Linked DNA regions of Homo sapiens: all the other regions are linked to region 2. A link is a contact called in ENCODE Hi-C or POLR2A ChIA-PET data. All regions are on one chromosome and are shown on one strand. Each heading gives the region's core, a stretch centred on a gene start or an enhancer-like site at or near the end of the contact. The rest is flanking DNA. Distances are from core to core; before and after follow the strand shown. Region 1 overlaps HIVEP3 (HIVEP zinc finger 3). Region 2 holds the start of FOXJ3 (forkhead box J3). Region 3 holds the start of HIVEP3 (HIVEP zinc finger 3). Region 4 overlaps HIVEP3 (HIVEP zinc finger 3).

What was found. A loop is a pair of places that touch in the nucleus more often than their neighbours do. ChIA-PET counts read pairs that join two places held with the same protein, here RNA polymerase II (POLR2A). Pooled maps may share reads with other maps.
Region 1: a loop to region 2 is called in a map of CD8-positive, alpha-beta T cell, with 2.7 times the contacts of the local background. The contact joins the enhancer-like site here to the promoter of FOXJ3 in region 2. A Hi-C loop is called at or near these places in 2 of 168 maps with a recorded cell type or tissue (CD8-positive, alpha-beta T cell and naive thymus-derived CD4-positive, alpha-beta T cell) and 7 of 50 pooled maps. POLR2A ChIA-PET finds 5 or more read pairs at or near these places in 1 of 52 experiments (CD4-positive, alpha-beta T cell).
Region 3: a map of CD4-positive, alpha-beta T cell shows a loop between it and region 2 (2.8-fold over the local background). The contact joins the promoter of HIVEP3 here to the promoter of FOXJ3 in region 2. A Hi-C loop is called at or near these places in 2 of 168 maps with a recorded cell type or tissue (CD4-positive, alpha-beta T cell and CD4-positive, alpha-beta memory T cell) and 9 of 50 pooled maps.
Region 4: a map of PC-3 shows a loop between it and region 2 (6-fold over the local background). The contact joins the enhancer-like site here to the promoter of FOXJ3 in region 2. A Hi-C loop is called at or near these places in 1 of 168 maps with a recorded cell type or tissue (PC-3). POLR2A ChIA-PET finds 5 or more read pairs at or near these places in 1 of 52 experiments (B cell).

The regions. Positions count from the first base shown.
Region 1 is chr1:41,888,476-41,894,359 of GRCh38, forward strand. All of the region lies in intron 1 of HIVEP3 (HIVEP zinc finger 3), which reads right to left. Among named protein-coding and RNA genes, the nearest start is that of HIVEP3, 28 kb to the right of the region's middle. RefSeq lists an enhancer at 2,982-3,281. Within about 2 kb of position 3,221, at least 28 of the 41 ENCODE cell types and tissues checked have a DNase peak (open chromatin) inside an H3K27ac peak, as active enhancers do; they include CD4-positive, alpha-beta T cell and CD8-positive, alpha-beta T cell, where a contact is called at or near this core.
Region 2 is chr1:42,331,985-42,338,089 of GRCh38, forward strand. FOXJ3 (forkhead box J3) reads right to left here and starts at 3,251. Exons shown (of 13, transcript NM_014947.5): 1 at 3,075-3,251. RefSeq lists an enhancer at 2,226-3,183 and a silencer at 2,768-3,287.
Region 3 is chr1:41,915,123-41,920,493 of GRCh38, forward strand. It overlaps HIVEP3 (HIVEP zinc finger 3), which reads right to left and starts at 3,800. Exons shown (of 9, transcript NM_024503.5): 1 at 3,291-3,800. RefSeq lists silencers at 2,736-3,030, 3,082-3,131.
Region 4 is chr1:41,836,356-41,842,508 of GRCh38, forward strand. All of the region lies in intron 1 of HIVEP3 (HIVEP zinc finger 3), which reads right to left. Among named protein-coding and RNA genes, the nearest start is that of HIVEP3, 79 kb to the right of the region's middle. Within about 2 kb of position 4,601, at least 4 of the 41 ENCODE cell types and tissues checked have a DNase peak (open chromatin) inside an H3K27ac peak, as active enhancers do; they include PC-3, where a contact is called at or near this core.

The sequences.
Region 1 (5,884 bases), core at 1,971-4,470, 440 kb before region 2:
TATCCAGAGAGAAGAGAGGGACAGCCCAGCTGAGAAGGGGCCAAAGAGGGGGAAAAAGGAAATAGAACCTAAAGTGACTGAGGTGTTAGGCCTTGTAGAGAATAAGGGCATCATCAGATGTGAGCCAAGGAAATGATTCAGATCACACCTGACAGAATAAGGAGGATAAATTAGCTCCAGAATCAGTTATCACATACCTCATGTACCCCCCAACATACACACCATATACCTCACACCCCCCACACACATACCACACACACACATGCCCCCCACACCACATACCTCACACATGCGCACCCCCACATACCTCATACACATACCAAACACACACACACCACATACCTCACACATATACCACACACACATGCCCCCATACCACATACCTCACACACACACCACATACCTCACACACATACCCCACACACGTACACCATATACCTCACACACCACATGCCACATACACACACAAAGACCACACATGCCACACACACACACAAAGACCACACATGCCACACACACACCACATACCACATACACACACCACATACCTCACACGCTACACACACACACACACACCACACAACACATACACCACACACACCACACATACGCCACATACCTCACACACCAAACACACACAAGCACCACACACACACCCCCCACATACCTCACACATCACACACACCTCCATATACCTCACAAACACACATATCTCACACACACACACACCACATACACCACACACCCCACACCTCACACAGTCCCACCCCACATCCCCTGCTACACACAAACTCACACACTTTAAAGTGTGCTTTGCATTCCAAGTCTTTGCTGGGAAACCTTAGTTGCAGCTTTACGTGGCTGGAATATCAAAAGGCAGGAGTTGTGGAGTCACTGACAATAACATCATCCACCTTCTCAATGTCCCCGACACTGCCACCTCATTACCCAAAAGCCACTGCCATTCCAGACCTACGCAGAGTCTGAAGGGCAGCACCCCCTTCTCCTTGGGACTGGAGGGACACCTTGCCTCAACTCTCCTGCAGGGCCTGAGGTTAAACTCTCCTGTATTCCACCATCAAAGGACAGCATGGGGGACTCTAGCCCTTTTAATGGGCTGCCAAGAGCAAAAATTCACGCATTCTAGAGTATGAAAGCCCGGCAGGGTGGGCCTTCATTTCCCATATGTTAGTGTGTATCGATGGAGAGGGTAGGGAGCCCTGTGGGGAATGAGGGCACCCATTGTCCCCTGCAGAGCAGTTGTGGATGGAGCTCCTGTAGGAATAACGGACTCTGATTACCACGGTGACACTCCCAAGGTGATGGCTCTGGATAGGGTTTGCAGTCTCCTTTATACTCATCACTCCCATCTAATCCTCACAAGAACCCTGCTCCCCACTTAATGAACAAAGAAGCAGGCCTAGAAAGGCAAGTGGCTTGCCCGGAATTAACAATAATAGTTTAACCATAATAACATTGCCCCATCTGCTCACCATCCAATGAACAACTCAAGTGACAGCACAGTGGTTAAGAGAACAGATTCTGAAACAGATGTACCTGGTTCAAATCCTGGCTCGGCCAATGACTAGCTTTGTGCCACTGGGCATGTGATTCAATTACCCTGTGCCTCAGTTTCCTTGTCTGTAAAATGGGGATGATGATAGTCCCTACCTCATGGGTTGCTGTGTGGTTTAAATAAATTTTCACATGTAAATTACTTAGAACCAAGCCTGGAATGCTCAGTCAGCACTCCTTAAGTGCTGGCTGCTTTGGTGCAGGCTCTGAGCACAGAGACAACCAAACATAGCACCTGCCTCCAAGGTACTTACAGCCTAAAGGGAGAAACAGAAAAGTGAACAAGAGCTAGGGTAGAAAAGATGCTCGGGGCACAAATGAGGGACCTGGAATCCAGGAAGGGCCTGATTCCTGGGCCAAGTGACAACTGGGTTGAGTTCTGAAGAGCCACAGTACAGGCACTGTGACAGCCCTTATTTATGTTTTCCAGCTTTTATTGTAGATTCATGTGCAGGTTTGTTACCTGGGATTATTGTGTGATGCTGAGGTTTGGGAGATGAATGATCCATGGCCCTTTTTATATAGTTTGTCATTTAATCCTTGGACCATTTTACAAATGAGGAGCCTGAGGCTCAGAGAAGTTAAGCAGCTTCCCCCGGAAAACCAACTTGGTAAGTGGTGGAGCTGGGATTCAAGCCCACATTTGTCTGATTCCAGAATCTTACTCCAAGTCTGGGCAAGGCGTGGGCTGGCCAGGCAGCTGCCTGAAGGGCAATTGTCTATAACCCTGGGGTCAGGGGGATGAGAAATGTGAGGCCTGTTAACCCAGGTCTCTGGGCAAGCTTCCTTATATAACCTGCACATTGTCAACGCTCCACTCAGGCAGCTCTCCCATTCCTTACTACATAATTATTAGATAATGCATAAGGGAGAGGTTTGAATGACTAGCCTGCCTGGGAGGCTGCCTCTCTACGGTCCTGCTTCCACCACACGGGAGCCCTGAAACGAGCAGGCCAGCTGGAGAGGTGGCCAACACATTCCTCACCCAGAGGCTCCGGGCTCCCCAGATGGCCACTGCCACCTGACCACACAGAGTCACTTTGCCAGAAGGACTGCCCTGCTTTAGGCCTGATCTGATCTTTTTCCAGGAAACTCGTCTGGTGTAAGATTTATGTGTCCAAACTTGCCAGCCTTCCCCTTTCACCCTGGACTAACAGGGACAAGAATTCTAATCAATGTGCAGGAACACAGAAAAAAAACAGGGAAACAGCAGGCAGGCCCAACCCCAAAAGCCCCAAACTTATTTCCCAATTTTGGGTTGCACATGTATTTCTACTCACATAAGACAGTTTGCATCCAACTGGGGGGAATTTTGAGTTTCAATTAAACTTTGCTAAAATACAAAACTCATTTCCCCTTAACTGTGCTTCCTGACAATGAAGTGGTGGTGTCACGGGGCAGAAGGGCTGATGGTGTGGGTTACCACAGCAAGGTCCATGCTGCAAAGACGGGCTGCCCCTCCTGCTCTGGGAGTCAACGCTTCCTGGGTCCACCAGGCCCAGCATTTCCACAGGCTGTCATCGGTGTGTCCCCAGCACAGCACCTAGCTAGATCTCAGCAAATGATTTGAATGTGTGGGGCTCCCTCCAGGTAAGAAAGGAACCCCTGCTCACGGCACTCCCCAGAAGTCCTTGGTAACTCACTTTCTCTTTCTGTTCTGAACATCCATTCGGGCTGGTTTAAAGCACAGCTCGCTCAAGAGGCAGCCCTCCAGAGGAGATCGGGGTTAATTACGTTTACTGACAGCTGTCTTCTTTCTCCTACAGTCACTTCTTCCCATGTCCTGATTTCATTGCTTGTGAAAAGAGATGGCCTTCCAATGGGAAAAGGCAAGGAGTAAAACTCACGAGAGAAAGCGTCCTGGAGATTTTAAGGAGAAAGGCACATCGGTTCTGCCAGCACAAGAGCTGCCTGTTTCCCTATCAGATATCAACACTCATTTAGTGCAAGGGTGAATATCACCTTTCTATTGAAAAGAAATAGAGTACCCTAGGAAAATAGCTTGCATCAAAACAAGAGAAAAGTAGGTTCTGAACCAGAACTAAAATATTTGGACACCGAAGCTGTGACTACTGATGCAAAGCCATTAACCCATAAAAACAAACATTCAAACAAGACACTGCATAGCTCTCTTTAAATGAGTCCAAACACCAGAGCTTTATCTTAAAACAAATAAACAACAACAACAAAAAATTCCTTTCCCCATCCCATCTCCACCCACCCACTAGGAGTAAAACATATTGCTAGCTCTGAGACTTTTCTAAGAACTTGGTCAGAGACACTGAGCGGCTGGTCAATATATTTCTTACAAATGGGGCTTTGAGAGCGGAACTAGCAGCTGGGTGCCAAGAACACAGTGGCTCTGCTCACATCTCACATATGCCCAGACGCTCTGAACCACAGCCTACCACTGCTGCCACAGGTTCAAGTTCTGAAACCCAAAGAGAGCACAGAGAAGGCAGGAAGAGAAGAAAAAAAGACCCAGATGTTGCAAATCAGAATAAGTGCTGAGTGAGGCAGTATCATGACATGGCAACGATAAATGTTGAACGTTGGCTCTCCTCTTGTCAGCTGACCCCTCTGCTCTGGGACCCTTCACACTGTGACTCCAGTTAAATCAACCAGCTGTGCCTCCAAGAAAGGCAGCATGGGTCAGTGTGGCTGCCTGGACTCTGCTGCTGACAGCTGCAGAGAGAAACTCAAACCAGCCACATAGCCTGGCCCACCTTATAGTCTGAACGTGCCCAGCCAAAAAGAAGAAAAGAAAACAGCTCAAAAAACAGCAAAGGCTGGGTACGGTGGCTCATGCCTGTAATCCCAGAACTTTGGGAGGTTGAGGCGAGCAGATTGCTTGAGCTCAGGAGTTCAAGACCAGCCAGGGCAACATGGTGAAACCCTATCTCTAAAAAAAAAAATGCAAAAATTAGCTAGGGGTGGTGGCACACATCTGTAGTCCCAGCTACTCGGGAGGCTGAGGCAGGAGGACAGCTAGTGCCCGCAAGGTTGAGGCTGTAGCGAGCCATGTTCGTGCAACTGCACTCTAGCGTGGGTGACAAAGCAAGATCTCGTCTCAAAAAAAAAAAAAAAAAAAACAGAAAAGCAAAAAACCCACAGCTGAGAAGCCTCTGGCTCAAACCCACATACAGAAGCTTGTCGGCTGCTGTGTGTACACATACCAGCCACCATGATCCTGGCCTTCTCTGACCATTGGTCTGTAAGGAAATAAGGTGATAAGTGGGAACTGGGCTCTGAACCCTGGAACTGAGAAGTCAGGCTGCTGCAAAACTCTCCAGGATATTAATCCCTCTCTCTGCCCAGTGGTTTTCAACTGGGGGCAGTTTAGCCCCCCTAGGGAACACTCATCAATGTCTGAAGACATTTTTGGTTGTCACATCTGGGGGTCAGGGGGTTGCTATCGCTACCTAGTGGGCCCTGGTAGAGGCCAGGTTTGCTACTATACCTCCTACAATGCCCAGGACAGCTCTCACAACAAGGAATCATCTGGCCCAAAATGTCAATGGTGCCAAGGCTGAGAAACCCTGCTCTAGAGCCTAAGAGTGCTGGGCTCAAATTCTAACATCACTGCTGACTAGCCCAGGGGCCTTTGTATAACTTACTTCACCTGTCAGAGCCTCAGGTTTATATATATGTGTGTGTGTATGTGTTTGTGTGTGTGTATATAGATATACATATATATTTATATTCATATATACATATTTTTATATATTATATATTTATATATTAAATATGCATATTTATATATAATACATTATATAACATATAATATATATTATATATGAATATGAAAAAATTATATATTATATATTATATATGAATATGCATATATAATATTTATTTTTTATATATATATATATAAATTGTCTTTCTGAGACGAAGTCTCACTCTGTTGCACAGGCCAGAGTGCAGTGGCATGATCTCAGCTCACTGCAACCTCCACCTACTGGGTTCAAGTGATTCTCCTGCCTCAACCTCCTGAGTAGCTAGGATTACAGACACTCGCCACCACACCAAGTGCAGGGATTACAGGCATGAGCCACCATGCCCAGCCTATTTTATATATTTAACAAAACTTATGTAGCAGTTTCTAAGTACCAGGCACTATTCAAAGCAGTTCATACATATTAACTCATTTAATCTTCCTAATCACCCTATGCTGTAGTGTTAACCTGACCTCCCCACTTTACAGATGAGAAAACTGAGGTGAAGGGAAATTAAGTAAATTGTCCAAGATGACCCAGCTAGTAAGAGGAGGACACAGGATTCACATTCAGCAATCTGGAGCCACAAC
Region 2 (6,105 bases), core at 2,001-4,500:
ATCTATTCTTACCCCTCCTTTCAATTTTCTCTCTAAGTTTACAAATTATCTCTTCTGCTTTAATTCAATTGTCTTTTCATTGTAGTCACTGTTTCTGAACTTCTACACCGCATTTGAAACTGTCAACACCCTGCCCTTGTAGAAAATCTTCCTATCCTGGAAATGATGCACTTTCTGGTTCTTCTCAGAATGCTATTAGCCTATTTCAAGACCCAAAATTCCAAACCTCAAAGCTCTTTCTTCATTATACTACTACCCTCCCAACACACATCTACTGATGTGTTTTACTAGCATCTATATCCCTGGTCAGTGCAAAATCTACCTTTCATCTAACCGTTCATTGTATATGGGAATAATTACATGCATAAGGTTAAGCAACTTGCCCAAAGTCCCTTCTGATTTTAATACCTTATTATGAAGATTTAATGAATTAAACAAACGTAGGCGCTTAGAATACCTGTCATACAGTAAGTAAATGTTAGCTATTATTTTATTCCTACAACCACTATCTTATATCAGACCCTCATCAGCTTATTCCTAAAATTCTCCATAAGCACTCTAATCAGTCTCTCCACTCCCAGGACACTCAGCTGAAACAAAAACCTTCCTCAGGAACAAGATGCATCATCTTACTCTCATTCTTTAGAACCCATTGTGGTACCCTATCAAACTAAACCCTCTATCCTTGAAAGATCCTCCATCAATACCCCCTCACCAATCCTAAACTCATTTATTATTATTCACCAACACAGATGATCTGACAGTCAAGCTCCTTGATATCATTTGTACATTGCCACTTCTCTCGCTTTGCACAGGCCCCTTCACTCTCCTGAAATACACCTCTTTCCCTTTGGAAATTTGTATCTTTCTCAAATGTCCCTTACACTTTTGACCTTGGTTGTACTGTTATCCCAAGGAGAAGTTTGATGCAGTTTGATAATTCTGAATGATGTACATGTTTCCCGAACAGAAAAAGAAACTCTGTTCTTTCGATATAAGTTGAAGCTTTCCAAGAGACCACGTATCTTATTCGTCTCTTCATACAGACTTCACACATAGATAACTCGGTACTTTACAGAAGTACACAAATGCTGACTTACCAAAAAAAAACAAAAAGCCTCAGTATGTATCAGAACAACATTCTCCATTTTCCACTGCCCCACCCATACTTAGCATAATGAAAAAATATAATCTAAAATCTATATTTAAATATTTTCATTCTACATAGAAGGAAAGGGAATATACGAACTGTACCAGATAAAAGGAAAAAAATGTCAAAAATATACTCAAAGAATGTACAATGTGAAAAAGTGAGAATGCAGGCCACTTTGGAATCTAGTAAGTGACTTTGAAACATTAAGTTTTTTTATTTTACCCAAACTAATGAACAAAAAAGAGCCAAAATAAACACGTTCTAGCCTCATCCAAAAAAAATCTAATGAAAGCATGAGAAACTTCCCAGTTTTGTCCTCGGCAGCACAAAACCAAGAAGATTCACCTCAATTCTGAGACACAAAAGCAAAAAGAGAAATCCTCCTATTTATCTAAGAAACTAAAAAACTTAATCACGTCTATATAATATATACCACTCAGAAAAAGAGAGGAGTTACTGCTTTTCTATAAATATTTGCTAGGGACCAGGAGGAATAGGCTTCTCTCACTGTTATTGCGGGAACAATCTGTGGTCTCAAAACAGCAAAACAGAAGATGGAAACCCTAATCTGGAAGAGACATTAAGAAAAAAACTACTCAAACCATGTTTCAAACCAGTTTCAAAAAAAGAGTGTGCAATGGGTACTCAACAGAGTAAGAGGAAAAGTGAAGTAAAAGAGCTTCTACAAAATAAGTGACTAGGTGAAACTAGTGCTGCCTTGTGAGAAAAAGAGCTATGCATATAACGCTCCTATGACATCACGCTTTTTCACTGGGAAACAAAATAGAAGGAAGAAAACACACACAAATAAATCTCAGAAAAAGACCAAAAAGGTGCCCACCAATCTCTAACTCCTTCAGGAATTAGAGTGAATGGCTCTAACTCATTCAGGAATCCAACCAGGGACAACACAGACGTGGAATGCACCAACACGGAATAGTAAAACCTTTGCTAACCAGACACACAAAAAGTAAAACAGAGAAATGAAAACTATACACCTGAATGCATCGGTAGCAAGCGCTTATTCTCTATAATTAAGCAACAGAGAAAAGAATAAGAGCAGCTAATGGAAGAGGAAAAAAGATGTTAATGAAACTAAGCCCTGTTATGTCCCCTACTGGCCTCAATTTCAGAGTACAACTCTCGATTCTTCATCTAACCAACAGCCGGCCTCGGCAAAGCAAACTGACCCTAACACCTTCCACGCCACCCGGAGGAAATCACAGAGGAAAAACCATCCCGTTAACCTCCCTCCTCACCAGCTGCAAAAATGGAGCTGGGAGGGGGGGCGGGAGACACTCTACCACGTGGGCAGGATGCAACACACACAGGACAGCAACACGTCCGCATGGAACGGCTGCCTTTGCCCTAATCCCAGCAAAGGACACAGACACAGGATGGGCGGGAACGCAAGCACCCTCGCATGGGCCTCCTCTCCCCAAAGGGCCACTCCAAGGCGTGAGGTACAGCCCGCCCTGCCGGCAGAAAAGCGCCCCCAAGCTTAAAGGGAAGAAGCCGCAGAGTGCCGGGGTCGGGGGCTAGCCCAGGCCAAGGGACAGGTCATGGAGGGAAGGAGACGGTCGCTGCCCTCGGACTAGGCGCCCCCGGGATCCACGTCTGGTTCCCCGGTGCCCCGCCTGGGGGAGGGGCGGGAGACGCGAAGCCGCTGCTTCCCAGCTGAGGGGCAGCAGCAGCTGAGAAGCGCCGCGGGGGAGGGAAGGACCCAGCCCTCGGCGTCCGCCAGGCCCCAGCCGGGGCCCAGGCCCCCTGCCCCACCCGCCGCCCACCCCGCAACGCGGCTGCGGCTGGAAGAGAGAGGGCGTCTCGCGGAGGACAGCCCCTGCCTCCGTCCCGGGAGATGCCACAGCCCCGCCTCCTCGCCCGCCGCCCAGGCCCGGCCGCCCTGGCGGGGGGCACTTACCTCAGGCTGCGCAGGCCGGGACGGCCCGGCCGAGCCCCCGGCCGCTCCGTGCGTCTCCGCCCCCCCGGGAAAGGTCCCAACGGTGCCTACTGCGAGCGGTCGAGGCCCCGAGCAGCCCCGAGAGCGGCGGCGGCAGCAAGAGCAGCCAACATCCGGGGCCGCGCACCCGGAACTACTTCCCGACCCGCATCCCCCGCCCGCCCTCGCCGCCACCGCCTCCTGCGGCGTCGCTGCGCCGCCGGCCCGGCGTCAGCGGCGTCAAGTCCCTGCGCGGTCACGGTCGCTTCGACGCACGCAGGATCCCTCCGCTGGGACAAGTAGTGCCCTGAGACTCCCGAGGCTCTGCATCGGCGCAGCCGGTGTCATCTAGCGGCCGGCAGTTCCGAGCGACTTGGGGTCCTTGTGCCTCGGAGTGGCGTCTGGGAGCAAAGGCGGCGGAGGCAACCCCGCAGTTGAGGACAGTAGGGATCGGTGGCTTTGGACCCTGCCCACGGATACCTGGGGCCCCATGCCCCGAAGGAATGGTGCCTTCTGCCCTCCCCCGCCCCCCAACATCCGCCACCTCACCGAAGCGCCCGGCACCTTAGCCTCCTCTCCAGGAAAGCGGACGCCTTTTCCGACCTGGCACACCGCGGATTCCGGGACCCCCAACAAAGGCGCCTTGGACCTTCAGGACACCCCTCTTTTCAGAACTTCATGAGTCCCAGGTGCTAGACTCATGTCTGCGGAGGCCTTTCCCGTGCCTGGTCTTTCTTTCTTTCTTAAAGGAGTTGGACCTCTAAAGGCCCTTCTAATTCTCAAGGTAGCTACCCAGGTTATGGTACTACTATCAGTAGGTGGAGCGTTTAGAAGGGTAGTTTGGTCGACGAGTGAACTTTGGAATTTACTTCTACGTCAGTCTTCACTGATTCTTTCTCTAAACTATTAGCACTGATAATCTGCCCTATAATTTCACACTTAATTACATTCCAGTGTAGTATTTGCTGTTGCTTCATTCGCGTTAGTCACATATTCCCCTGCAGCGCCAAACACGCTTTTGAACTCACAATGGGTGGCTCAATATTTGGAGACTTAGATATTTGTTAGATGAATACTAGGCTGATTGGATGAGAGGAAAAGGAGAGGCATGAGTGAATTGGCCCTGGGTACTTTTTTGACATAGTCTCAAAGGGTTCAGATAAAGACCTCCAGCAGATCTGAGCACACAATTCCTTCAGTAAACATTGAACACCTGCCGTTTGGTCAAGCATTTCTAGGCACTGGAGATTCAAAGTATTCACATATTCCTTTTCTTTATAAGACTAGCAAGATTCTGAAGATTCATGTACTCATTCACTCAACAAATATTTGCCAATCACTACTAAGGTTGCCAGACACTATTTTAGTGCTTGGGATGTATCAGTAAACAGAAGAGAGAGAGAAAACAAATACCCTTCCCTGTTGGAGCTTTCATTCTAATATAAGGAGAAAGATGATAAATGTAAGAGAATTATGTAATATGTTAGAAGGCATATGGGGAAAAAAAAATACACCAGGGTAAGGGGTATGAGGAAAACTGGAGGAAGGGGGTTTGCAATTTTTTTTTAAGAGGGAATCCTGCTCTCCCGCCCAGGCTGGAGTGCAGTGGCGCGATCTCAGCTCACTGCAACTCCCGGGTTCAAGTGATTCTCCTGCCTCAGCCTCCTAAGTAGCTGGGATTACAGGCGCGCGCTACCACACCCGGCTAATTTTTGTATTTTTAGTAGAGATGGGGTTTCACCATGTTGGCCAGGCTGGTCTCAAACTCCCGAACTCAAAAGTGATCCGCGCTCTTCGGCCTCCCAAAGTGCTGGCATTACAGGCCTGAGCCACCGCGCCTGGCCTGCAATTTTAAATAGAGCCGTCAGCATGGGCCTCATTTATAAAATGACTTTAAATCGGAGACCTGAAAGAGCTGAGGGAGTCAGCCATGCAGTTGTCTGGGGAAGAGTGTCCCAGGCAGAAGGAACAGCTAGCTGGTGGAAAGGCCTGGAGACAAAAGCCTCGGGAAGTGTTAAAAATAATGAGAAGGCCAGGACGGTTGGAGCCGTGAGCAAATGGGAGCCTAATGAGGAGATAAGATCAGAGAGAGGGGTCTCAAGTAGGGAGCTGTAGGAATCTTGGCTGAAACAGAACCACTGCTGGGCTTTGAACAGAGGAGTGATAGGATCTGACTCGTGCTTTCAAAAGATCACTCTGGCCGCCGTGCTAAGAGCAGAACTAAGAGGACAATGGTGGAAGCCAGAGGCTCCATTACCCAGGTACAGAATGATGGCTTGAACTAGATAGTAGCAATGAGTAAGATAAATAAGATGCAGTCTCAGCCGGGCACAGTGGCGCTTGACTGTAATCCCAGTTATTAAGGAGGCTGAGGCAGGAGGATAGGATCACTTGAGCCCAGGAGTTCAAGTGCAGCCCGGGCAACACAGCAAGCCCCCATCTCTAAAAAATAAATAACGTACAGTCTGTCTATGGTCTCCCAACACTTAGGCAGAGGCGGAAGATTGCGTGAGCACAAGAGTTCAAGACTAGCCTGGGCAACATAAGGAGACTGTCTCTACAAAAATAAAAAAATTAGCCGGCAGGGTGGTGTGCATCCTTGGTCCCAGCTATGTGGGAGGCTGAGATGGGAGGATTGGGCCCAAGAGGTCAAGGCTGCAGTGAGTTGTGACTGCGCCACTGCACTCCAGCCTGGGTAACAGAGTGAGACCCTGTCTTTAAAAAAAAAAAAAGAGAGAGAAACTAGACTTAGCTCCAAGTCTGGAGCTTTTGGGGTTTTCTTCCTTTATAAAAATTTTTTAACTTTATAGAAATGGGATCTCACTATGTTGCTCAGACTTGTCTTGAACTCCTGTTTAGCACCACCTCTTACAAGTGTTGGGCAGCTCCGCTTCTCTCACTTGTCTGGAATTCTAAGGCACTTCCCTGAAGTGCTCATCCTGAGCTAATATGGGATAGGGCTGGAGAGAGAACAGAGGTGGATAGCTGCCAGAATGAGGTGGGAAGGTGGGGA
Region 3 (5,371 bases), core at 2,550-5,049, 420 kb before region 2:
TCTAAGAATCATGCAAAAAAAAAAAATCTTTTGGGGATACTTCAGAACTCTGTCTTTTTAAATTGGATGAACAAAATATAATTTTAACTTCTATGGATACATGTGGGTCATTGTGAGCATCAGTTACTATGTTATAAAACAGAGTACCAAAGATCCATCAAAATACATAAAATTTCACTGAATTGCTTACATTAAATGCTCATATCAGCTTTAGAATTCCATGCCTTGAATTCTTGTGCCTTTTAAATTTTTTTTTAGTTTTTCTGTTTTTTACTCTTACTTCTTACTGATACTTGATAAAAGAGCTTTAATAATCCTTGCACAGTACAGTATCAGTTGCTTCCAATTTGCTAGGTGCATTTGACAAACTAATAACCAAGCCTCTTAAAACTTGAAGTAAATGCAGAGGCCTGAAAGAGGGTATAAAATTTCCTCCAATGATCAAAATTCATAAACTGTAGCTCATGGACTTATGACCTTTCTCTTGATTTGCCATCTAGGTCCCAACTGGATAAGTGAAATTATGTAAATGTGAGTTCCAGATTGTTGTGGTATTATCCTAATACCTATCAACTACATAGCATGTTACTAAACGTATCTCATTTTTCTTCTCAAGATAGTTCAGTGGTCTTGGTAAGGTTATGATGGTTACACCTACTTTACAGATAAGGAAGAAAATTGGTCACGGGCTTTGGCCAAGTCTGACCCAGAATGCTAGTGCTGCCTGTTGATACAGCCAGTGTTTTCCAGCCCTGCCCGCCTAGTGCATCTGCAGATTTGTAAATACACTTTGACTCCACAGGAAACAGGATGGAGAACAGCATGTCAGGGACTCCTTGATGGGCAGGATGGAGGGCAAAAAAGAGCCTTAAAGACATTAGGGAATTCACAGAGTAGGGAGTGAGAGACAAGTTAAATGCTATCCAGTTGTCACACAGCTTTCTTAATGTTATCTTTCATCAAATCATGTCCTAGAACCTGCCAGGACTTCAGACTAAATGCATCTTCTTCTTGCCTGTACCTTTCACACACTAAATGTCTCAACAGCTCACTTGGCAAGGACCCAAAGGCAGCACACACTTCTCCACTCCAAGGAGGGTGGCTGCCACTAAACACAATGGGCGGAGACAGCTCAACAATAGTGCCAGTTGAGCACATCTTGATCCACTGCCACAGAGTTCACAGTAGTAGTTGGCCCTCAAAGCAAACCCACTGGGGTGTTGAGGGCAAAAAAACAATCTTAGCCTTAAGGGGCCAGACTTTGCCATCAAATTAACAAATCTGCCCAACAGCCCCAGGCTGAGGCGCTCAGGGGTGTGACAGGAGGGCCCCTGTTAACAATTCTGTATCCTGTGGGTGCCTTAACTAGATGGAGTGGAGAGGAAGCAGAGAGCTAAGTGTCACACCACCCTCTCCTCCTGCCTGCAGGTGTCTTAGTTGGACAGCTGTCCACCTTCCTTGCAAAAAACTCCCACAATCTTTAAATGCAACTATGTAAAGGGCCTCCAGCCTCTGCAAGCCATCACAACTTTAAAGAGCATATGTCAAACAGCTCAGACGGCATCTGAGGTCTATTCTTCAGCCCCACAGTATAGCCCAACCCCAGAGCACAAGTGACACCCTAGTGGACAGGAACTCCTCCCTACACTGGCTGCTCAGCAGGACCATGAAGAACAGCTGGGACCTGGCCTATTACCTTGGCTTCAGGATTCATTTTCTGCCTGGAATTGGGAAACTGGAGGCCCTGCAGGGGTCCTTCTCCTGGGTCCAACTGTCTCCAGGGTGCAAGAGGGGTGAAATTACCAAATGAAAGTTCAGATAAGCAATTACTGGCTGAAAGAGACACAGGAGGGTCTTCAGATCAACACTGACCCAGAGCTAATACCACACTGTCCTCAGAGGGACACACGATCACTGACCTGTATTCTTCACATTTAAGTTGCTAGAATTATTCCTCCTTGCCCCCACTCTCTCCCTGCCCCCAGCATACACATAATTACATAAAGACGTCTTAAACAACTGTAGCACCCAACTTCTTCAGTCTGGGGGAGAGCCAGGAGATGGTGGGGAGCTGTTTGGGCACACGTCTGATCATTACATAATCACACAAACATGGGCTGGAGAACACTGCCATGCAGATCAGTTCAGCAAACACCTCATTCTCCCTCTTTCCTCTTCCCTCCCCCCGTAACACCCAAAATGCACACCAGAGTTAACAAAACCGAAGCACTCCAGGTAGCCAGTGGGCACCTGGCTGCTGTGGTTACAATGCCAAGGGCTACCAGAAACGTCAGCGTATACCAGAAAGAGGGCCAGGGTGCTGCTCACCCAGCGACCAGATCTGCAGACCCTCTTCCTGCAACCACTGCCCCCGAAGTTCAAGGAAGGGCCTAGCCACAGAAATATTCCTGACCTGCAACAGAAACCAAACCAGCTACGTTAAAGGAAACCAATGCCGAGCCTCCAAGTTCCTCTGCACCACTGCCACACTCAGGAGTCCTCAGCAGCCTGGACAATATCATTAGGGACCATTCGGCACCATCAGTGTTTCCATTTAAAAGATAGTAAAATGTGGGGCATAACTTGGAGGGGACACTCTCTCTGCTAGCAGGGAGGCAAGAATCCCCTATAGAATAGGAGTTTGGTTTGGGTTTGGTTGGGTCAGGTTGGGGGTTGGGAAATGATTTTGCTTTAGGAATATTTTCAGGGGGCTAGGATTAAGGGGGAAAAAGAAAGCTATCCCCTCTGTCTCAGCAGCCAGCATCATACGAATCTCACTCTCAACCAAGCAGGCTACTGCAGTCCGCCTAAACAATCCGGAGCAGCAGCCAAGGCAGCACAAGAAAACGCCGGTGCCACGGAACGCGATGCCTAAGCCCCCCAGCCGAGGCTCCTATGGAGCCGGCCGCCAGTGCGCGGGTGCAGAGCCCAGCAGAGCCTGCTGCAAGCAGCGCTGGAGCGCACGGCGCGCATAGGGTTACAGCCCCGCCGCCGCCGCCGCCGCCGCCGCCTGTGATTGACGCGCGGGGGTCACTTGAGGCTCGCGCCGCTCCCCAGCACCAGGCCGAGCAGCGCGCTCAGCCCACCGGGGGCACTGGCCGCCACGCGCAGCCCACCCGGCCGGCCCCTGCGTCTCGGCAGCCGGACACCTTGCCTAAGAAAGGCATACACAAAATGGAATCGCAGCTCGCTATTCTGCTTCGCGGTGCGGCCTCAGGCAAAAACACAATCACAAGGTAAAATACAGCGCAAGGAATCCATCCGCCGAATAAAAACCCAGAGTCCCCTACCTTCGGCCTTGGGATGGCAAACTGGTCCTGTGTTCTCTGACCCACGGATCCAGCCCCTTCTTCATGAATTATTCCGGCCAGGCAGGATTTTGTGCATTTTTTTCATGAACACCTGTTTCAAGTAAGGGGTAAAGACCTTATTGAAAGAATTGTCCTTAAAAAATAACCTGTGCATACGTATGTCCATCCAGGCATGCATGCGTGTTTGTATACACACATATGCACACGGAATAGCCATGTACATTGAAGCACCAAACTAGGCAGCTGGATAATGGGAGAGTCGGCTGGTTGTGAGCATGCTCGCGCCGGGAACAGATCCACCCTCTGTTATTCCTCTGAATAAATATAAATCACGATCAGAAACCCAAACAGAAGCATCCCTCTTGAATTCGTGCTGCTGAAAAACACGGAATAAATTCAGCCTGCAGACACAGAATCTAATCAGCAGCTGTTTTCTGAATCCAGAGCCAACCCATGCCTCGCTTGTCTTTTCCACTAGGAGTCCAGACCTTTTTTGAAAGGGGGTTTAACCTTTTAAAGACACAGTACACCAATTATCACTTCGGAATAGCTGTCACTCCCAGCGCAGGAAGCCAGTCCCATGCCTAAAGGCACAGTAGGCTTGCACACAGTGATAAGGATTTCATTTATTGGTGCTTTTTAAAAAACAACATATATGTATAATATATGTGCATATATATGCACATATATATGCACACATATTATATATATATACGTGGAGAGAAAAAATGCAAATGCAAGTCATAAATATTTATTGCACTGATGAGCTTCTCAGTACTAATTGGCACGTTATGTAAACACTATGATCCTTCACTTCTGAACACCCATGTTCACGGGTCAGACGAGACAGGGCACTCTTGTCAGCAAGCGTGTCACACCTCACCAGCCTCTGGCTGCAGATCAGGGGCCGGGGAGCCTCAACAGTGCCTGAAGGGAGTGGGGTCTCTGCACCTGAGAGCTCAACACGGGCACTCCTTGCCCTGCCCTGCCTTGCTCTGCAGTCTCAGGGTCCATGTCCACAAATCAAAGAATAGTTCTGGCACTATTTCTAAAGTCGAACATAATCCAGAGCCACATCGCATTCCAAGACATACTTTCTTTCAACCAGAATCAGGAATCAGAACTACCACCTGAACCTTAGTTAGAGTCTTTACGATTCAGACTTAGGCCCTTCTTCAAGATTTTGTTATTGAGTTCTGTTGTTTTGTTTTTCACTTTTCTTTTAAGGGTCAGCATGGAGGTATGGAGGTAGAAAAACAGGGTAGGGGGAGAGACAACCTCCAGCCTAAATTTTTTTGAAAAAAATTATTCTTCGAGTACTTCAGCCACCCAGATGGTGTTTACTGCAGTTTTGTTCTGGCTTTTAAAGAGGTAGCGCTGAGAAGAAACAAGAGTCCTAACCTTGCTCACGTGTGTTAAGAAGGCAAATGTCTTTGACAGTTTCTTTTTCACCCCAGCCCCAGAGCTCCAGCATGGCGCTGTCTGCTCCTCCGCTGGTTCCCGCCTAAGAGCAGCGGCAGTGGCTCACCTCGGGAGCTACAGGGGCGCTCCTACAGCCGCTCCAGCATCACAGCCCATTCCCTCCCTTGCCTAGTCCTGCCAGGCAAACCGTGAAAACAAGTGCACTGTCACCCTCCCACCTCATCACAGGCGCTCCTGTGTGGACCCCTCCCAGCGACACACACACACTCTCTTCCTTCCCCTCTTCCAGGGCCCTTTGGCAGAAAATTATCATATTTCATGTGTCATCGCCCAAGCAAGCTGGGTCCATCACTGATTGGCTGGGCCCTGGCAGCCGGAAATGTCACCAGCCACACAGCGTGGAGCTGGCTCTCCCGCGGCCACCACAGACCTGAGCCCAGGAGGCTCTGTGACAAGGCACAGACCTACCACAGAGAGCCTGTCACTCTCTCCCTGGTCCAGCCCCTGCCCCCTGCTTCTCCATCTACCCAGCCCCCCGGGGAATAGGGGCTGCGAGGGGATGGTGAAGGAGTCTCAGTGACATTCCTATTTTCCCAGCATGTTTGAGAAGAAACTAAAGATGTCTCCAATCAGGTTTA
Region 4 (6,153 bases), core at 3,351-5,850, 490 kb before region 2:
CAGCTGGGTCAGGTTCAGCCTGGGTTAGTGGCTGGCATGGGAAGATGCCTGGTCTCCAGAGCTGCTGAGGGTGACAAGGGACATGCTGCAGTTCTCCTTGGGCGTCACAGGGCAACTTCCAGGATGTTTCAGAACGTCCTCATCTCCTTGATCTCCTTACGAGTAATCCCATCAACAAGACAATCTGAGCATGTTCTCAGTTCCCACAGCAAGAGCTAAGAAGCAGATCAATGAAACTGGTCATGTGGATTCCCACACTACTCCAAACTTACTGGGTCTCAGCTCAATTCTCATTTATTTCTCATGTTTTCCCCTTGAAGGAAATTCACAAGAATGCAACCAGTCCTTTGGAGTTAGTTGTGGTAGGATGCGACTGGCAAACCTAAGAGGCATCCTGGCTTTTCTCATTTCACCCACCCATGTCTAAACCCCTAGTGAGTCTGCAGTGGCTCTACTTCCAAAGCATCCCTATAACCCAACAACTCTCTCCATCCCATTGCCAAAACTCAAATCATACAACTATCTTCTTGCATGAACTATTGAAGTGGCACATCATGGTCTTTTTTCCACTGTTGCTGCTCTAAAATCCATCCCCTACACAGCAGATCATGTCCCTACTTAGAACCTTCTAGGAGCTTCCCAATACCAATCCTTACCAAAGCCTACAAGAGCCTATAGGATTGGGCCTTGCCCTTCTCTTCAGCTTCATCTCCCTCCACCCTTTCAATAATTCCCGCCCAATGGCCTTCATTTTGTTCCTCCAACACAACAAGCTTATTCCTGTCTCAGGAAATTTGCACCTGCTCTTCCTACTGCTAGGAATACTCTTCCCGACACATCTGCACAGCTGCTTCCATCTCATTTGGGGTTTCCCTCAAGGGTTACCTCCTCAGTGAAGCCTTCCCTGAATACTCCAGCAAAGGCAGCCCCTCAGTCACCCTGTCCTACTTTTTGCTCTTTTTATTATTTTTATTTTTATTATTTTTTTGAGACAGAGTTTCACTCTTGTTGCCCAGGCTTGAGTGCAATGGTGCAATCTCAGCTCACTGCAACCTCCGCCTCCTAGGTTCAAGCGATTCTCCTGCCTCAGCCTCCCGAGTAGCTGGGATTACAGGCATGCACCACCACACCCCGCTAATTTTATATTTATAGTAAAGAAGAGGTTTCTTCATGTTGGTCAGGCTGGTCTCCAACTCCCGACCTCAGGTGATCTGCTTGCCTTGGCCTCCCAAAGTGCTGGGATTATAAGCAAGAGCCACCACGCCCGGCCTGCTCTTTTGTCTTCTTCATAACCCCTGTTAGCACCGGACATTGCCCTGTTCACTTACCTGTTCCTTGTTTAATTCTATCTCCTATTCTAAAATACAAGACTTACAGGCAAGCACACTGGCTTTCTTCCCCCTGAATCCCTAGCCCTGGAACAGTGCCTGGTACCCAGTAGGTACTTGATGAGTGTCACCTGCCTGCCTGGCCAGTATTTATTCCACATGGCACCACCTCTGGGGATTCTGGCCATCTCTGTCTCTCCCATTGCCTTCTATCTTAGCAACAATCTCAGGAAGGTGGTTCCTCTCAGCCCTGCAGGGGCCCAGGCTAAGCCTCAGTGCATTGCATATGGACATCTGAATACACCTTTGCTTTGGAATACCATGTTCCAGCTCTCCTTTCAGTCCATGAAAGGAACAGGAATTCTGCCCCTTTGACACAGATGGCCCGGTGAATTCCTTGTATTCTTTTTGTTTTTCAGGACTTATATATATATTTTAATTGAACTTGTTGAGATAATTGTAGATTCACACAGAGTTGTAAAAAATAATACAAAGAGATCTCAGGTACTTTTCCCTCATTTTCCCCCAACGGTAACATCTTGCAACACTATATTATATCACAATATCAGAATCCACATAATGTCATCGACAGAGGCAAGATTCAGAGCATTTCCATCGCACAAGGATCCCTCATACTGTGCTTTTATAACCACTCCCATCCCTCTAGGCTCCACCAGGACAACCAAAAAGCTGTCTGTTCCCCCTTCCTATAACTGTGTCATTTCTTCACTCCTTGCCTTCTTTCCACACTTTCAGACCACATGGCATTGCTGTCAGGATGCTTGGCTGCCTCATATCCGCTTGTGGTCGGCCTCGGATCTGGCCTCCCCTTCCCTCCTGAGCCACATTGTCTCGTCCTTACCCATAAATGGCACCCTGATTTTTTAGGACCTGCTTTCTAATTCATCAAGAACATTTCAGATTTATCACCATCCTCCTAGGGAGGCAGCATCTCCCTGTGCAAAGAACACAGGCTTTGAATCCTACTCTCTACCTCTCCGAGCCTCAGTTTTCTCATCTATAGAATGGAGTCAATAATACCAGTATCAGGGATCCATGGAGAATAAATGACACAGTGAGAGGAAGGACTCTGCCCAGTGTCTGGCACATAGCAGGCACATGCTAGGAAGGGTAATATGCACAATTTAGGATTACCTACGAATCTCAGTCAGTCTGCGAAACAACAATAGCAACTAATCAAAACACCATTTCCTGATGGGATTAAAATCAGAAAGAGCATCTGATCAGAGAGCAGATATCCCACAGTGTTAATAGCTGACAACTGGACCAAATTATCTTCTTTCAAGAAGGGTGTCAAGGATGTCAGGGGGTTGGGGGTCCAGGAATAGATCCTCAAAATCTTCCAATTGACAATATTCATCAATTTGCTGTGTGACCTTGTCAAGTTTCTCTACCTCTCTGAACCTCCAGTTCTTGGTCTGCCACAGGGATGCCAGCCTTGACCTGTGATTTCCTCACCCTATGCTACAGGGTCCACAGAGGAGGGAAGGTGGAGCCCTGAGAAGGTCTCTGGCCTCCTTCTCCTCCCACCTCCCCATCCAAAGCAGCACCCACCTCTGTTACTGGCTCTACATATCAAGAGTACAGGTGATCTTTCCTTTGAAGAAGAGCCTCTGGTGGTTTCAGAACTTGCAAGACCATTGTCCCGATGATTGCTGGGGTTCCTTCTGGTTCTAAAGACCTGCAGTCCTAAGTTCTCAGCTCACTCTCACGTACTGAAAACAGACAGGACTCTGCAGCAGCAACTGGTCTCAGCTCAAGCATCACTTCCTCCAGGAAGCATTCTTTGACCCAGGAGATGAAGGTAGGGCCACCTGTGGGCACCCCCAAGGCACCTCCTTTCTAAGTTGCCCATAGGAGGATTCCAGGGATGGAACTAACAAATCGCAGGGCCCAGGGCGTGAGTACTCTGGAGTGGGGCATGGGATGCTCTGTGTGTGTGACTACACATGAGTGAGGTAACCACTCACAGCCCAGATTAATGGCCACGCCTGGGGTCCAGAGGACCCCAAGTGAAATGCAGCCTGGCTGGCTGTATGTCACAGAGGATTTTTCCTAATCAAGGAGGGAAACAGAGTAACGGTCTACCTTGCTTAGCCTTGTAAGCCCCCGGTGACCACCCTGGATGCAAATGACCTTGCCCAAACTATTAAACATTCAAACCCTCCTTCTCTTATTTTATTCTCAGGAGGGTTTAGAGCCTCACTGTCTGCCATGGTTGCCACTAGTCCTGTGTGACTATTTAAATGAGATACAATTTAAAACCCAGGTCCTTAGCCACACTGGGCATATTTCAAGTGGCATAGTGACAGAACTGTATCCCATCATCTCAGGAAGATCGACTGCACAGTGCTGCCTAAACTGTTTGGGAATCCTGAGCCTGGCTCTCGTCGCGCCTCCTTTTATGAATCAGTTTGCCACCGTCCCCGCCTCTTTGTCACTTGTTCCTGAAAAACCCGGACTGGGTTGAATAGTGTCCCCCCAACGTTCACATCCACCCAGAGCCTCAAAATGTGACCTTATTTGGAAATAGAGTCTTTGCAGATATCATTAGTTAAGATGAAGTCATATTGGAATAGAGTAGACCCCAAATCCAACATGACTGTGTCTTATAAGGAGAGGAGAGACACATGCATGGATTCACAGAGGGAGAAGGCCATGTGATGACAACAGAGGCCGAGACCTGATGACATCTCTACAAGCCAAGGTCACTAAGGATTGCCAGCAACCACCAGAAATTAGAAGAGGCACAGAAGGATCCTTCCCTAGAGACTTTGGAGGAAGCATGGCCCTGCTGACACCTTGATTTCAGACTTCTGGCCTCCAGAACCATGAAAGAATAAATTTCTGGTGTTTTAAGCCATCAGTTTGTGCTAATTTATTATGGCAGCCACGAGAAATTAATACAGGACCCCATCACGAGACCCTACATTCTCATCCAACTCTCTCCCTCAAAGACAGCCAGGACCTTCAAATCCCTTGGATATTAACCCCTGGCCAGTGACACCCACGGAGCCCATCAGATCCTGGCCGTGCCAGCCAGCCAGTCACTGGACGACATAACCAGAGGAAGCTTGGCACTGGAAGGAGGCCAGGCATGCTGGGCTGGTGAGGCTGCCTAGGAAGGAGCCAGGAGACTCAAGTAGAGCACTCAAATTCCATAACTTTCTCTCCTTTTAATTTTAAAACAATATCAGAAGGGTTCCCAGAAAGCAACAAGCCCCAGGCCATCCAGTCAGTGGTTAAACAGTGGAGCCTGATCACTTACTTTATTAACTTGCTAAATCAAAGGGCTGTTAAAGTCTCTGTCCGGTAATAAAATGCAGGAAGGAGCTGAATCACCCACCTATTAGTGGCAGTATTGGTGCAGTTAATGACTGTAGCCTGGAGGGCCGTGCAGACAACAACAAAGCCAGCCCTGCGTTTCCACCTACAAACCCCACCACTTCCTCTGCCCATCCCAGTGCCCCCAGCACACCTGCCCACACACACCTGTCTTCAAGAAGGCTGCATCAGAATCTGTGGTGGCTTGATTTTTAAACACACCCAGAATTTCTCCTGTCAAATACACTTCCATCCAACTCTTCCAGGATCCCACCTCCATGACCCCAAACAAAAACAAAGAAACCAAACATCCAGAAACGCGGTGTTTATTAAATCAATTCTTTAAACAGGCAGCCAACACCAAGTTTTGACAATGCATTACAAACAGTGCAAAGCCTCCGGAGCCGAATGCTCTGTGAATATCAGTGCAGCACTGATAAGCTGGACCCTGAACCAGTATCACCCTCTGACCACACAGAGCCAGGAACAGCCCTATTTATTTTCTTCATTCCACCTTCTCCTGCCACTTTAAAATGGGGGAGAGGGGAACGGCCTGTGTGCTGTTCTTCCAGAAGCTGGTGGAAAGACATGCCCAAAACCGCTGACTTCGTCCATGTAGCTTATCAGCAGGGCCATTTTGAACAAGTTATCTAAGCTCAGGGCCTCAATGTCCTCACGCGTAAGTGATGGCTCCAGAGGGAGTGTTCTTCTAAGACCTGGTGAGGTAAGTGTGCTTATGAGTTTGGTACATCATAAGTACTGCATTAATATTCGTTGTTGGCTGGGTGGGGTGGCTCACTCCTATAATCCCAGCACTTTGGGAAGCCGAGGCAGGTGGATCACTTGAGGTCAGGAGTTCAAGACCAGTCTGGCCAACATGGTGAAATCCCCCCATCTCTACTAAAAATACAAAACTTAGCCAGGCGTGGTGGTGTGCACCTGTAGTCCTAGCTACTCAGGAGGCTGAGGCAGGAGAATTGCTTGAACCCAAGAGGTGGAGGTTGCAGTGAGTCGAGATCACAGCACTGCACTCAGCCCGGGCAACAGAGAGAGACTCCATCTCAAAAAAAAAATTCACTGTTAATGATTATGATGAATAATGCACCTAGTATATAGTAAGCACTCAATAATAACAGCAATAAAGTGCTGTTATTATTTCTAAAGTAACATCTAACAAAACCAGGCTCCAAGTGCCATAAAAACTCATTATTAAATCTTTATAACAGATGCAACTCTAAAACTATCCAAATTAAACCCTTCAGAATATTCCCAGGACACCCAGAAAAGATTGAGCCTGAATCCCCCATTGGCACTAAAAACAGGACCCACAAAGGAGCCTCGAAGTCATGTGGAGCCAGGTTTGGCAACTCACTCCCCACTGTCCCATTACTGGCCCCTCATAAAGGCTTCCTGATTTATCACTGCAGTAGGACTGAACTCTTCCACCAGGAGGTTTGCTCCATTATGCTCCATTACTCTG